2 separate regions of the Mus musculus genome follow, and region 1 is linked to region 2. The links are chromatin loops, found by intact Hi-C in ENCODE. Cell type or tissue: heart. All regions are shown on one strand.

Evidence for each region. Peaks named below come from ENCODE experiments on the same cell type or tissue, not always from the same donor. Only the 100,000 strongest peaks of a DNase experiment are listed, where the experiment ranks them.
Region 1: it touches region 2 in a loop (3-fold over the local background); 1 of 42 quality-filtered maps calls a loop at or near these places.

Annotation. Positions count from the first base shown.
Region 1 is chr7:44,813,726-44,821,725 of GRCm38, forward strand. It overlaps Atf5 (activating transcription factor 5), which reads right to left and starts at 1,933. Exons shown (of 3, transcript NM_030693.2): 1 at 1,757-1,933; 2 at 1,264-1,557. The coding sequence starts at 1,441. Nup62 (nucleoporin 62) reads left to right here and starts at 2,363. Exons shown (of 2, transcript NM_053074.2): 1 at 2,363-2,758. Il4i1b (interleukin 4 induced 1B) reads left to right here and starts at 2,645. Exons shown (of 9, transcript NM_001171024.1): 1 at 2,645-2,758. In heart, CTCF peaks have their summits at 2,030 and 4,568 (motif pointing right); DNase peaks (open chromatin) are centred at 1,396, 2,296, 5,236 and 6,296; H3K4me3 peaks cover 4,960 bases; H3K27ac peaks cover 4,395 bases.
Region 2 is chr7:44,370,048-44,378,047 of GRCm38, forward strand. It overlaps 1700008O03Rik (RIKEN cDNA 1700008O03 gene), which reads right to left and starts at 4,983. Exons shown (of 6, transcript NM_027049.1): 1 at 4,940-4,983; 2 at 4,276-4,477. The coding sequence starts at 4,342. It overlaps Gm39001 (a long non-coding RNA gene), which reads left to right and starts at 4,450. Exons shown (of 2, transcript XR_882056.2): 1 at 4,450-4,522; 2 at 5,477-5,856. In heart, no CTCF peak of the experiment used is centred here; DNase peaks (open chromatin) are centred at 3,924 and 4,984; H3K4me3 peaks cover 2,048 bases; H3K27ac peaks cover 1,965 bases; H3K27me3 peaks cover 359 bases.

The DNA of each region.
Region 1 (8,000 bases), 440 kb after region 2:
CCAATGAACTAACCAACCAACCAACCAATCAACCAGTCAGCCAGCCATAGGATTTACTAGCTAACCAGCCAACCAGGCAATCATACCACTCAGCAGCCAACCAACCAACAAATTCATTAATCTATGAACAAGCCAGTCAGTCAATCAGCCAACCATAGTTTACAATCAACAAACAGACCCACTAACAATGAATGAGGCAACCAACCAACCAATCAGCCAATCATATAGTTCAGTAGCCAACCAAGTAACCCAGAAAGTAAGCAGTGAACCAGTGAACCAGAGTTCACCAGCCAACAATCAACTAAACCACCATGTAACCAATGACCCAGCCAACCAGCCAATCACCCATCAGTTCACCAGGCCACCTGCCAATGAACTAATCAACTCACCAACCAATCAGTGAACAAGCCAATCAATGATTCAAATCAATCAGCCAACCACTCAGTGAAGCAGTCACCCAACTAACGGTCCACCCAACAAAGGTCTGCTCCCACGTCTGTAATCCTGCTCTGTGGCTGCTTGACTGCACCCCATACCTATGTCTTCTCTCCTTTCCTTGCTTGTTCAGTTATTATTGGTGATAGAGACTTGTGTAGACTAGGCTGGCCTTGGACCTGCTTTGTAGTCCGTGGCTGAGGACAACCTTAAACATCTGACTCTCCCAGAGTGCTAGGACTATTCACCACTCTCTCTCCTCCCTTTCCTGCACGTGTGTGTGTGTGTGTGTGTGTGTGTGTGTGTGTGTATGACTCGCTCCATCTTTATTTGTTCTCCTTTTCCATTTCTGAGATGTTTGAGAATTACGTTCTTGCTATGCTGCCTAGGCTGGCCTGACCTCAAGAGGCTGAGAAGCCCCTTGAACAGGGGGAGCTGAGGGCATGTGCCACCAGGCGCAGTCTGGGACAACCATCTGTTACATAGTCAAAAGAGACTGTGCCCCAGGATCTCTGAGATGGAGCCCCCTTCCACCTTATCATGGCTCCTTCTCCCCATCCCTCAGCCCTCAGTTCAGATGTCATCTACTTAGAGGGGCTGACTTCTCAACTATGTCTTTCATCACTGTCCACTAAGCTTTGGTCTCCCACTTCTGTCTCCTGATGCACCCATGAGCTTAGGGATCCCTTGCTCGGAACCCTGCAGACCTAGAACAGTGTTGGGCACACTGCAGGCCCTCAGTACTGATCTTGTGAAGGAATAAATTCTTCCTTTTCTGTCCACCCCCACCCCCAGCTCAACCCACCTCTCTTCTTAACCTGTTCTTACCTGCCAGGGGCTCTCCCCCCCCTGGAAGCCCGCCCTCCAGGGCACCCCCAAGGACCTCATAGGGGCCCAGGGGGGCAGGGGCCAGGGGGAGTTTCCCATAGTCTACGAGCCAGCCCAGCCCGCTAGCTGGGAGCAGGGCCCTGTCCAGCTCCAGTCCCAGGGTCGCCAGGAGTGACATGGCTGTGACACAGGCACAGGGCAGCGACGGCAATGGAGGCTGCACCAACAATTGGGAGGCAGCGTGGAAGATTGTTCAGCTGGGTGAAGACAGGCACCAAGGCGAAGGTGGAGGACCTGTGAGGACAAGGGGACGTGGGTGGGATTGAGTCAAAGCGGCTTGACCCACAGGCTACACAGTTTCCTTCTTTCCGAAAATTTCAGCGCTCCACACATTCCCAGGGACATTATTGGAAACTCCCCTGCCCCATCTCCTCCCTCAACACAGAAACCTAGTGTTTTCCCAGGGGAATTACCTCTAGTCCCTCCTACCCACCTCATCTTATTCCTCTTCATAAAAATTTCAATCCCAAGGGAATTTCCTTCTAGCCGTGCCCCTTCCGCATCATTAGACTATACCCCCTTTAATCCACAGGGGTTCCCAGAATAATTCTGCATGCCTGGGCCCTTCATCAGTGTCACACACACAGATCCCGCTCTTCCCTTAAAAATTTTGGTGACTTCTAAAGATTCTACGGGAAGCTCCGCCCACCCTTCTGTCTGTCACAGTCAGTTCCCGTCCCCCACTAGCAAGTCCCTAGAGGCCCCGCCCCTGTAGTGCTAGTGCTAACTCTTTCTTAAAGGTGTTCCTAAAGCCTTTCCTGTCAGTTTAAGCCAGTCCCCGCCCCAGCAGGTGTCTGATTGGAGGGAAGTTGGGCCTGAGTCGGAGCCTCAAGCAAAACCCCACCCTTCCTCGCTGCTGGCTCGACTAGCGACGAGGCGCAAGCTCAGTCCCAGGACCCGATCCATTGTTACGCCACTACCCTCCTGGGGGACCAGTGCGCGTGTTTAGCCAATGACCGGCCGCCCGCCGTAGTTCAGGCCGGGGGTGGAGGGGTGGGGGGGTGGGGGAATAAGACAATGCGCATGCGCAACAGGTTGTGGGGTTGTCTCCTTGGAGGAAAAGGGGCAGAGGGTCTGTGAATTAGCGCGCAGGCGCAACGGCGCGCGAGCCGACCTTAAAAGCCCCCAAATTCTCCGGAAGCACGCCCTCCTCCTCCCCGCCCCTCGCAACTCGAGCCTAGTGCGCTTGCTCAGCGGATGCGCCGGCCGCCAGCTTCCCTCTTCTGCGCCTGCGCGACCGTGGTTCCTCACTTCGTCTCCCCCGCCCCCACCACGAGGCTGACCCGTGAAGCCCCGCGAGCTCTGAAAGGGCGGGAAAGGCAGTTGGCGAGGGAGGGGCGAGCGGTTACTCACTCCATGGCGGCGAAAAGGCGAGGAGGCAACGGCGGCGGCGGCCTCGGCTGAAGAGACGGTGTGAGCGGAGAGTGAAGGCGCGGTGAGCGCGGAGACGGGGGCGGGGGACACGACGGGGTCGCGGCTACAGAGCCATTGCGCGGGCGGAGGCGGCGTGGCGGGAGCGTTAAGGGAGACTGTGCTGAGAGGGTTGAAAATGAGGCGGCCCCGGGGCCTGGGGACAAATATACCGGGGGCGGCGCAGCGCGGGCTTGCCTGGATCCCTCCGCGCCCCGCCCTCGCGCGGCCCCGACGGGGCGGTGGCGACCCCGGGCCCGCCATGTCGCCCTGACCCTCCACTCTCTGCTTCAGGCTGGGGGCCCGGGCTCGGTCTCCTGAATCGGTCAGATCCGATGTGTCTTTCACACCCGAAACCAGCTCGTCTCGTTCTCTCTCCCTGCTTCACGAATTTGCCACCCGAGACCTCGTGGGTTAAGCCCATCGCCGAATGGCGCAAGCTAGCTTAGGCTTCATAGAGGAGTTCCAGGCAGCAACCGCGAGATAACGCTTCCCAAGTACTTGTAGAGCGCTGTATACGCGCACAGATATATCAGCTATGGAAAGTAGGCCACGAAGTCCTAACCACGAGACTCTTCAACATATTTTTGTTTGTTTTGTTTTAACATTTATTGTGGTGGTCAGAGGAGAGCTAGCAGGAGTTGGTTCTCTGACCATGTGAGTCCCAGGGACGGAACTCGGGTCAAACTATTTGGCAGCCTTTACCCACTGCTCAGTCATTGTATTTTCTTTTAGAAAAAAACCCTGACTTCACCTCTTTTACTCTCCCTACCCCAGATTCTTAGCCATATGATCGTTCTGTGTGTCCCACCTCCAAGGTTTCTGTTTCCAGCCATCCCTGCCGACCTCTAAGGTTTTGCCCTTGCTCTGACTTTCTTGCAGTCCTTGCTCTCTTGCTGACCCCACTAGATAATTATTTCTTGATCCTGTCCAAAATAGGACATTTATATTCCATTTAGTAAAAGAGTCCCTCTTGTCCTTCACCGGGGATGATGCGTGAACCCTGTTTTCTACCCCATGTTCATGTACATGGCTGGCATTCCATGTGAAAGTCAGTCAGTGTGTCATATTTGTAGCAGCTGAGAGACTGAATGGTTGGAGATAGAGCTCAAGAATGCTCGTCTGTTTTTAACACCAGAACCTTAGTCTCTGTCCAAGCACCACATGGATTGGGCTTGACTTGCCTGTATTCTCAGGATTTGGGAGATGGGAGAAAAGAAATCATGAGTTCAGGGTCATACTGACTGGCCTCAATGTGTTTTAAAAAGAAAAAGTCCAGAGGCCAGGCTTGATATCTCACCTACTTAGGAGGCTAAGACAGGAGTATTGAAAGTCAAGGTCAGGGCTGGAGCTGCTTTGAGATGGCTCTGGTGGTGATCTCTAAACTCAACCCTCCTGAGTTCCATCCTCAGGACCCACTTGGTAGAAGGACAAAAGCAACTCTAGACGGTTGTCCTCTGACCTCCACCACCTGTAGTGACAGGTCTACATACTGAGTAAGGGGAGGAAAAAAGCTCAAGGCTTGCCTTGACTAGAAAGTGAGTTCTTGGCTGTCTAGAGAACTTAACAAAGATCCTGATTTTAAAAAAATATGTAATGGGCTGGGGTTGGAGGTTGGTGGCAGAGTGTTGGCCAGAATACTGCTTTCCAGACTCTGGTGTCCATCCCTGGTACTGTAAAAGATTCAGAGCAGGTGGGGAATACTGATTTTGAAAGTTACAAGTCCTTGAGATAATTCCCCTTGGAATGGGCACTCTTTTTTTTTTTTTAGATTTTATTTATGTAAGTACACAGGTTCTCTTCAGACACACCAGAAGAGGGCATCAGATTCCATTGCAGATGGTTGTGAGCCACCATGTGGTTGCTCTGGAAAAGCAGTCAGTGCTCTGTAACACTGAGCCATCAGAGTGTGAATTCTTATCTTCTGCCAGTGTTTGAGCACAGGCGTGATTTGATGTGTTTAGACTCCAGCCCTCCCTTGCCAGCTATGGGCTTTGTTAAGTCCATGTGGAGTCTGCTACGAATACAGAAATGGGATGGACCCAGAGCTTCATGAACTGCATGCTAAATGGACATTCTACCACCTGAGCTGCATCCCTGGGCCCCACAGGTGCTGGTTTTTATTTGAAACATTGTGCCATGTTGCTGTGCCGGTGGTGCTCCTTTCCTTGAGTTTGGTATTTTAAAGTAAACTTTTGGAATAATCGAAAGGTTTCAAAGACAGTGCAGAGTGGGGGTACCAGCCCATAGTCTTCCCCATGGTACTTCTTTTTTCTTTCCTGAGGTCCTACCCAGATGCTTCCCCCGCCCTCAGATCCACCTTAACTCAAGAGCTGGTTTTCACATTTAGCTGCCATGCCCTCCCCAGCATGTGCACAGCCGTCACTTTATGGGAGTTGTGATCATCCCTGGAGGCCTGCCACCCTGAGCCTTGGCCAGTACCAGACTGTTATGTGTCCATCATGTGTGCTATTCTCTCTTCCTAACCCTCACCCCGGCTCAAGTGGCAGCCTAGTCTCTTTCCTCTCAAAAAACAAAAACAAAAAACAAATCCTGTGGGGAGCCAGAAGCAAGGGTGGAGCTGCTTGGAACTCTTTTCCAGTGCGGAGGGGCCTGAGCTGGGGAGTGAGGCGGCTGGTTGCAGGCAGTTGCATCAGCCGGGCTCTGATGGTTAGGAAGGGCTGAGGGAATTCTCTGGGGACCACAGAGCACCTGGCAACAGCTCCTAGGTAGCAAAGACCTGTATAGGAGCCCCCTGGGCAGAACACTGAAAATCTGGGGCTTTGTGCTAAGAAGGGGCCTAGCATCCCAAAGGCACTAGCTTAGTTGTGAAAGACAAGACTGGGGCCTGAAAAAGGGTAAGAAGAATTTTGCATGGCCACAGTTGTCTTTGATAGAGCAGAGTTCCCCACCCTGTCCTGTGAGGCCTCAAACCTGGACTATTACCTAGATTTTGTTGTTGCTGTTAAATTGTTTTGGTTAGTGTGCAAAGAGGTTTTGTTGTGACGCTTCGTATATCTTTATTTTTGTCCACCTGGTTGCTTCTCATCCCTGTACTATTGTGGCAGGCCCTGGTTTCCCAGTTGAGAGAACAGCCTTGTGTGATGGAAAAGGATTGGGCTTTATGGGTTCTGTTTGTGGGCAGGAGTTGGTCTGCCTACTTAGATTTTGGTGGGGTGTGCACCAACCTGCTACTTGTCTTCCCAGTGTGAGTGTACATGGTATTGTGTGTCTATCCTTTTCCTAATAAGTAAAAGTATCCCTTCCACTTGGTACAGGGAAGGGTGAGTCTTCATCAGTACCAGGTAATGCTAAAGGGGTAGCTGAGGGAAAGCTCTTCCTAGGAGCTCAGAATCTGGTGTAGCTTCTCTTCCTGTCCTTCCATACTTGTGCATGACTATCTCCTCCAGCACATAGAGGACAAGGTCGGGACTTTGTTCATATAGCCCCCAGCACTGTGCTACCCCCACCTCACCCCCTTGGGCAGCAGCACACTTCTGAATCAGTTGCTTGTGTGGGGACAGAAAACTCGAAAGCATAATCTCCACACAGTGCTAGGGAACAAGTAAAACTGGGTCACGAAGGCCAGAGGGACAGGAGTTGGAGGTGTGGGTGTCCTGGCAAACAAGGGCAGGAAGGCCAAGGCCAGTTTGGCTGGGGAAAGGGCAGTGCCACGTGGCCAGATGCTCAGAGTTCTCTAGAGCCCCTGCCCTTCTCTTACAACACCTCCCCTTTAGAAGTCACTGTTGTAACTTATCACTGAGTTGGCCTCATGCTTCTGTACCAGCTCCCACGTTTTGGGTGTCACCTGTACTGGTTAACTCCCCCTTGCTGTTATGACAGGTTAAAAGATTCAGAGAGCACACACTTGGCACCTTAATAGAATTTTGGAGTTCCCAAGGCACTGGGTTCCTAGCCATACCAGTATCTAGAGGCTACCTCATTTTGAGGCTCTTTGTGTCCCCTCAGGCTTCTTTGCCTCCGTCCAACTTGAAGCTTCTTCCTTTGAGCTTCCTGCCTTCCTTACAGAAGCCCTGTGCTTGAACATTGGACTGTCCCAGATAGTCCAGGATAATTGAGTCTTGAAGGAGCCTTCATGTAACTTGTCTACACTGAATGCTTTGCCATGGGATAATATTCACAGGCCGTGGGTACTGATGTAGATGAATCTGCATGGCCATTATCCAACCTCTAATTCTGTGTCCTCTAGGAGATATGTGCTGTTAGCCAGGATACAGGGAAAGTAGTGGAGGGTTAGTGGTGAAAGGGCACAGGCATCAGGACTGAGCTGTTACAAAGGGTCAGGAGGACTTGCTGAGCACCCCGACCACACCTAAAAGGGATTGCAGATTGGGCTGGGCAGCTGCTGACTGGAAAGGCGATGTCTAGATTTTGTCTGAAATTCAAGTTTGAACTATGAATGAGTACATCTTGTTTCTTTGTGCACAACTACTTAACAAACTGAGACACCAACAACACCTCTAGGAACCCTAGCATTTATGTACCCTCTGAAAAGTCCCCAAAATTCTAAACATGCAATCAGAATCTGCAGCTGTCAGAATCAAGCCCCTGCTAGAGCATGAGGGCAAATCATAGCTGCTGTGGACAGTCTGAAGCAGCCCCGTGTCCTACACCTGGAATTAAAATGAAAACATTTTTTATAGTATTTCTGCGTTTTTTTTTAAGGAAACCAAAATTCTCGTACACCCAACAATTTGTGTCCAGCCCCTTGGAGCTTTAATGTGGGTGGTTTGGAGTCTGTATTCTCTCTGGCTGCACCTCAGCAGGGCTACAAACATAGCCATTGGGCACAGGAGATGCTCTCTGTTCCTACTAAGTTGTATTTGGGAGTGACACCTAAGTAGGACATGGGAGTGATTGGGATGTCTTCTGAAACTAGGATTGAGAGGCTAGAGGTATCTTCTGGTGGGTGGAGTGGAAGTGGGGGGAAGAATGCCTTGTAGGAGAGGTTCAGCAGACAGCTACTGAAGTTCTCTTGACTTCAGTGGAACGATAGCAAGTTTCTACCTCATTTGCTAGGAGATAATCAAGCAGATAAGGTGCCTAGACTAGTGGCACAGGCTTATAACCCTGGCATTTGGAGATGGAGACAAGGTTTGGAAGTTCACTGCCAGCTGGAGTGACTTAGAGGCCCTGACAACTTTGAAACTCTGGGTCAAAAATAAAAATTTTAAAGGGCCTGAGGGTATGGCTTAGTTCAGTGATAGGGTCCTCTTGGTGTGCAAGGCACTGGTTCTTGCAGAACT
Region 2 (8,000 bases):
GGGAACAAGCCTAAGCTATAAGGCCTAGGCTTCATAAATAACTCTAAGTCTTTGCGTCATTATTCTGGAGCAGGTGGGTCAAGACAGCCAGGTGATGGGCTCCACCAGCTCCCTGTTAGTAGCTTTCTTCTGCAGCCGTCCCACAGCTCTGGCATCTCCAACATCTTGAGGCCCCCTAGCAACCCAGGCTGCACCTTCGCAGCTTCGTGCATCGGCCTCTCCGAGCCTCCACGCCGGACACTCCTGCACACGCCTGACGTCAGCAGCTCTCCTTAGCTGAGAGGAAGATTCCACAACCCTTCCTTGTGTCCTTGACTCCAAAACCAGAACCGTGTGGCCCAAAGTGCCAAGATGGCTACTTGCTGGGACTGGAACATGGCCACCTCGGTCAGTTGTGTTGGCATTGACTTTCTGTTACCGATGGTTTCCTTCACTACTTAAGCTCTCCTTCATGGGCTGGAAGCTTGGCTGGATGGGCTCTTACCTTGAGGACCCCTCTCCCTTTATTCTCTTTAGCATCAGGCTTTCCGTCAACCACTGTATCTCTCTGAGCACTGGGCTCAACTCCATTACACTTCCTGCTGCTCCTTTTCCCTTCAGTGTGTATAGCTTGTATTTCTCTTTGTCCAGATTGCCCCTTTTCATTGTATATCTGCATGACAGTGATTCCTAGTCTGTGACGTGGTGCTCAATGCCTCAATCCCAGCACTCTGGAGGCAGAGGCAGGAGGATCTCTGAGTCTGAGGCAAGCCTGGTCTACAGAGAAAGTTCCAGGACAGTCATGGCTACACAGAGAAACCCTGTCTCGATTAGATAGATAGATAGATAGATAGATAGATAGATAGATAGATAGATAGATAGATAGATATAGAGAGGTAGAGAGATAGATACTAATAACCACATGATTCTATCAATGCCATTATTAATCTAAAAAACTCTTCAATTTAGTCTCAGGCAGATATTTGGGACACGGGCAAAAAGACACCACATTCTTTGTCAAAATAACATAAGAAAGTTGTCTTAATCAACAGTGTTCTATTGCTGTGAAGAGACACCATGATCATGTTAGCTCTTGTAAAGGAAAATATTTAACTGGGGCTGGCTTCCAACCCAGAGATTTAGTGCATTGTCATAATGGCAGGGAGCATGAAGGCACACAGGTAGATGTGGTGCTAAAGAAGGAACTGAGAAGTCTACTTGTGAATCTGCAGGAAGAGAAAAGGCCTCTGGGACTGGCTTAGGTTTATGAACCCTCAGAGCCCACCCCTAACGACAAACATCCTACAACAAGGCCACACCTACTCCAAGGCCACACCCACTCCAATAAGACCATACCCCCTAATCCTTAGAAGTAGTGCCCCTCCTTGATGACTAAGCATTCATATATGAGCCAATATGGGCCGTTATTATTCAAACCACCATAAACAGTCTCTAGAGCATTTACTTCCCTCTAAAACTTCTGGAGCTGGGCCCCCACAGTTCAACTTGCCCTCAGCATCTCTTTAATGCTCCTTCTTGAATGGCCCATTAAGCCCCTCTTCAAGCGTTCAACTGCTTTTCTAAATCCGACATCCCAAAGTCTACATTACACCAATAAGTAGCATGAATAGGCCTGTTTCAGCAATATCCTGCTTCCTGGTACCAACTTCTGTCTTAGTCGCTGCTCTACGGCTGTGAAGGCATGCCGTGACCACACTGTTCTGTGGCTGTGAAGGTATGAGATGACCACAGCCACTTTAACTGGGGTCTCCCTCAAAACTTCAGAGGCTTAGTCCATTATCATGTCAGGGCACATGATAGCACACACGGCACTGGAGTAGTCGCTGATCCACAAGCTGAGAGAGGGGAAAGGCTGGCATGGGCTTTTGAAACTTCAATCCCAGCCCTAGAGACATAGATCCTTCAACAAGACCAGATCCACTCCTTAGTGACAAAGCAGTCAAATACATGAGCTTCTAGAAGCTACTCTTATTCAAACCACAATACCCAGTGAGAAGGTGGAGTGTGGCTCAGTGGTAGAGCACCTGCCTAGAATCCACCCGTGAAGGACTAGGATCATGTCAGTGTTAGAGCCCCTGTCTGACACCACAAATCTTTAGGTTTGATCCCAAAACTGGGGGAAAATAAAGTATTTACTAATTCACTTGATGCAAGAATTTCACTCCTCACTCAGCGGTGGTGGCACACGCCTTTAATCCCAGCACTTGAGAGGCAGAGGCAGGTGGATTTCTGAGTTCGAGGCCAGCCTGGTCTACAGAGTGAGTTCCAAGACAACCAGGGCTATACAGAGAAACCCTGTCTCGAAAAACCAAAAAAAAAAAAAAAAAAAAAAAAGAATTTCACTCCTCAATAGCATCTCTGTGCTTCCTGTGTGTCTTGGAGGACAATGGAGAACACCCTTTCACCGGAAAACTTAAAAAGATTATTAGCCAAATGACTAATAGCCACTCTGTCCTGAGAACTCCCAGTTTAGAATGGCAGAGGAAATTCTCCCCCCAGGCAATCCCAGAATGCCTCCCTGAGGAGGTGTAGGTTACAGTGAGACTTAAAGACTGTAGGAGTTTGCTACATTTTGTAGTTTGGATGTGAAAAGTCCCTACTGGTTCACATTTGAACGAATGATACCCAGTTTTGAAGACGGTGGGCTGTTGTGGAGGTGAGGGTCTAGGTGGAGGAAGGTGACCACATGGGGTCTTGAGGTTTATAGTTCTCTTCCCAGGTACTCAGAAATAGTCATTAGGCTTATACCGAAATGTTCCAGCTCCGGTTCATTATCTCCACCAGGTAAGCATCCAAAAAACTAGGACCGCCTGAGCCCCAGTGGTAAAGCTTCTTGTTAAATGGGCCTCGGCTAGAGCTGGAAACCCCTGTGCAGAAGAATAAGGTCATCTTGTTTCCTCTTACTCGGTCGGCCAAGTGGGCAGCTTAGTGTTTGCAGCTGAAGTGGCAGGAGAAGACATCTAGGGAGCCCTCAGAATGAAGACTTCTGGAGAGAATGGTTGGAATTGTAGTAGCTGCTTTGTGACCGTGAGGTAATAGCAAGCCAAAGTTATGTGCTATGCCAAGGAAATGTGTCTCAAATCAAAACTCTGAGAGATGAAAGAAACTGGCTCCCTAGTGGTGTCCCTGACTTTAATCTCTCTGTACTTTTTGTATAGAACAAATGCCATTTCTACTTTTACAGAGTTCACATTTCTGTTACTTACAGCCATGCAGAATCTTCTTGGGATGACATCAACTCAGCATTTGGGAAGTGAGCTGTGCTGGAAAGGGCTGCAAGCCTGGGGCTGACGTGAGCAAGAGACAGCTATAGTCTAGCTGCGTGTTAGGAAGACTCCCTGGAACCAGGTTGTGCCCAGGTGAAGCAGAAAGACTTAATGATGGGGAGGCAAAGTCCCTGTGGCAAACTCAACTATGGGCAAAGAAAGTAAGACAGGGCTGGGGGGTGGGGTCGGGGCTCTGAGTGGGGCTGTGGTGGAAGATTGGCACCTAGGGTTTAGTTCTGCATCTGGGTTGGAGGTGGGGCTATCTGAAAATAAGAACCAGGGATTGAGGACAGGAAGACGTTGAACTACTGTGCAAGACCAAGGAGTGAAGGTATCTAGGGAAAATAGACTCAGAAGCGTTGTTGAAGCCCAGGAGGTTCATGGGAACTGCAGTTCTGGGCCCAGAAATATTAGCGGGGGGCGGAGGAGGGGGGAACGACACTGCAGCATTTCATGGTAAATTCTTTGTAAACCGAGGGTATGTGCCAGGGAACTGCAGAGGGTGAGGGGAACAGAGTTCTAAATCTGAGTGTTGGCTAGGGAACTGCAAGTGTCTCATGGGATATGTAGTTTGGGGCCCAGAAGTTACGTTCAGATAGCTGCAGCACTTCTTGTTAAAAGATTATTAATGAGCCCGGTAACTGCAGAGGCTGGTGGGAAATGTAGTTCTGGACCCAGAATACTGACCAGGGACCCGCAGAGTCTTTGCTAGAGATCTGCAAGGCCTTCTGGGAAATGTAGTTTTGATTTCAGAATATTGGCAAGGGAGCCTCTTGGGAAAAGTAGTATGAGCTCAGAGAATTATTAGCAGGGGGACTGCAACAGCTTCTGAGAGATGTGGTTTGAGGCTTCCCACACTGGCCAGAGACTTGCAGAACCCCCAAGGGCAATGCAGTTCTGTACCCAGAGTATCAGCCAGAGAAAGGCAGGGGCTCCTGGGAAATGTAGTTCTAGGCTCGAGGACCAACAGTGTGGGAATGCCGGTTCGCCGGCCCCCAGACCTGCTCACCTGTCTCCCTGTGTGAGCCAGGGGCGCCCAGGTTGGGGGAGATTAAAGGCTCCACCTCTGGCTGCATCCTGGAGAAGCGGGTCTGGGGAAGTCCAGAAAGATGGGGCGAGATGCTCGCACTGGGCCACACAGCGCAGCTCTTTTCCTGGACTTCTGCTTCTTGCTCTTTGAAACCACGAGGGACAAACACGGAACTGGAAGGCTGAGACCACAAGGACACACGCTTTCCCCTAACCTCCGGGACTCGGTGTGCGCCCCACCTCCTGTTTCCCTGCAACTCTACTTCCGTCTCCATCTCTTCCTGTCTCATGGCTTCTCTTTCTTCAGCCCTCCTGAACCATCCCTGTCCCCGGTTTTCACAATTCTCTGTCTGCCTCCCTCTAAACCCCCTTTCCCAGTTGTCCTCCACATTTCTCCCAGAAGTCTCTGCCCTCTGTCCCACCTCCCTGGTCTTTTTCTCCATCAGCTTCCCCAGCACCTCCCCAGCCCCCTGGATTGCCCCCTCCTCATTGCAGTCCTTCACCAATCTTGTCACCCTCTCTGAGCCTCCCTATTTCCCGTTCCCCTTCTCCCAGGCCCATTCCTCAGTCTCTCTTCCATAGCTGCTTCAGCTTCCACTCCCACCACCTCGCCCTTCTCTCTTCCCCTCTCTGAGCCCACTTGCCCTCTGCTCAGCACCGGCTAGACTCCTGGAGACAAACAGAAACTGAGTTCTCTAGGGGGGAGGGGACGGTAGGCAGGGTCTGGTTACCATGGTGCCCAATGTGAGAGCAAGGCTGGGGCTCTTATTCCTGAACGTGAGAAAAGTGTCATTGGGTGCCAGGCTTGGGGGCTTTCTGCAGGCAGGTGCCGGGTAGACTATCCTTTGTGAGTTCGGACCTGTGAGGCGAGGAGGCTGTAAAACCCTTTAGCTGTCTCGTCTATGCATCCACAGGCTCACTTTTTGTAGCCTGTTTCTCCCTCTTAATAACTGCCTATGTATCCCGGTCTGGTCTTGAACTCAGTCCCTTATCCAGGCAGGCCCTTGCCTTCCAGAGTCAGAAATGTTAGGAATGTGTCACCACGCCCCTTCTGACAATAGAGTCCCCAAGCTCCCTTCCCAGGTGGTCTTTGTTGTCACTGTGGCTTTCTGAGCTAATTTACAAATCAGTCCCGATTCTGGAGCACAGCTAGGAGTCTCTTTCTCTTTCTTTAAGGGCAGGCGTCGCCACGGTGTTACCTTGTAGATTCGGAACTTGCCAGAAGGCAAAGATGAAGGAAAGACCGCCTGGCTGGATCCAGCTGTGCCTGAAGCTCTCAATTTTTTGTTAGAAATTGAGAAACCTAAACTTTGATCAATTTAGCTGGTTTTGATTGGTTGTTTTGCTTTGGGGAGGGGGATTGGTTTTTAGTGTTTTTTCAACACAGTGCTCACTATGTACCCGCACCCCCACCCCACCCCCCTTGAACTTACTATGCAGACCAGGCTGGCCTACATACAGTTGGCCCCCTCTGCTTCCTTAGTGCTGAAATTAAAGTTGTGCCCCGCTATGCCTGGCTGTTACTGGCCACTTAAAAAGCTCATACACTTCAATGGTCTCATTCAGTCTTCTGTAACCATGATTTCCAACATTTCTTCTGGGTATGTGTACATCCTCCAATGCACACAATCCTGGGTGGGCGCCAGCATACATGGGGTTCGGGGATTTGAACATGAGTCCTGTGTACACAATGCAACTACTCTGCTGTGTGTTAGGAAGACTCCCTGGAACCAGGCTGAGCCCAGGTGAAGCAGAGAGACTTAATGATGGGGAGGCAAGGTCCCTGTGGCAAACTCAACTGGGGACAAAGAAAGTAAGACAGGGACCCTGTCCCTGGACCTTCCCTTTCTCTCATTCAGCCATCTTTTCCAGTTCCATCTCTGTAGGACAAGGAGCATTTTTGACTGCCATGGTCACAGGAACACCTAAGCCCTCACTTTCACTGCCCAGAGACATATGCATTGAATGAGTGAATGAATGAATGAATGAATGAATGAGTGTATCTCTTGTGTCTAACAATGCAACCCCAGCCCAGTGGACCTTACCCCTCCTATTCCTTGTGAGACTATAGTATGTAGAAGAAGAGAATACAGGCTCAGACAAGACAGGGCAGCCTGCAAGACAGGGCAGCCTGGAAGGCTTTTTTTTTTCTTTTTTTTTTTTTTAAGATTTATTTATTTATTATATGTAAGTACATTGTAGCTGTCAACTAGACTCCAGAAGAGGGAGTCAGATCTCGTTACGGATGGTTGTGAGCCACCATGTGGTTGCTAGGATTTGAACTCTGGACCTTTGGAAGAGCAGTCAGGTGCTCTTACCCACTGAGCCATCTCACCAGCCCCGCAGTCTTAGTTTCTGTTGCTGTGATAAAACACTTTGACCGAGCTGGGGAGATGGCTCAGTGGTTAAGAGCGCTGACTACTCTTCCAGAGGTCATGAGTTCAATTTCCACCAACGACATGGTGACTCACAACCATCTGTAATCAGATCTGATACCCTCTTCTGGTGTGTCTGACATACCGGTGTACTCATATACATACAATTAAAAAAATTAAAATCTTTTTTAAGTGGCCATAGCAACTTAGAAAAGATTTACTTGGCCATATAATTCCAGATGGATAAGACTCAGTAGTGTCAGGGAATTGTGGCAGGAGGTAACGGAAGGCTGAAGGCTCACATTTTAACTGCTATCAGGAATGAGAGAGCAAACTGGGGATTGCTCAAGCCTATTAACTCTCAAAGCCTGACCCCAGAGACACACTTCCTGCACCTAAACTCCCCAAGCAGGGCCACAACTAGGCATCAAATAGTAAATGCCCAAACCACGGTGAACATCTCATTCAAACCACTACACTGATGACCTCTGAGATCAGTTTCTCATCTCTGACCAGTGAAAATGGCGCAGTGAAAGTTCTCTCTCCTGGTTAGCTTTACTGTCAACTCCACACAGCTTACTGCCATCTGAGAGAAGTCTTATTTGAGAAACTCATACTGTGAATTGTTAATGGCTGTTGCAAGACCTAGCCCGTGGTGGGTGGTACCATTCCCTAGGTAACTAAGCAGAAGCATGGGTCTGCTAGCAAGCTAGAAAGCAACTTTCATCCACGGTTCCTGCCTTCAGGTTCCCACCTTGGCTTCCCTCACTAAGGGACTGTGCCTTGGAAGTGTAATCCAAAGAAACTCTTTCCTTCCTTGCTTTTGGTAACAGCATTTTATCAACAGCAATAGAAAAGTAGCTGGAACAACTATCAGTTCTCCAAATTCAGTTCTCTTTTCTCTCTCTGGAACACAACCTAACTTCTTGAAAATAGATAGATAGATAGATAGATAGATAGATAGATAGATAGATAGACACAGATACATATGTTTCATTTATTATTTGGCAATTCACATATGTGTATATTGTATTCTGATTCTACTCATGCTCTCAGAACCTCCTCAACCCCTGCCTGCTGTCTCTTGCTTCCTCAGGGTGTCTCTCCATCACTGTTGTCCTCTCTGCCTCCCATTCACCTCTCTTATTTCCTTCCCAATCCTCTGGAACTCTTCTTCCCAACATCCTCCCCGCCCCACCCCCACCCCGCCCCTGCCCCCACACTTTTATTTTTTCATTTTTCATTTTTCGAGAGAGGATTTCTCTGTGTTGCCCTGGCTGTCTTGGAACTCTTTCTGTAGAGCAGACTGGCCCTGAACTCACAGATATCC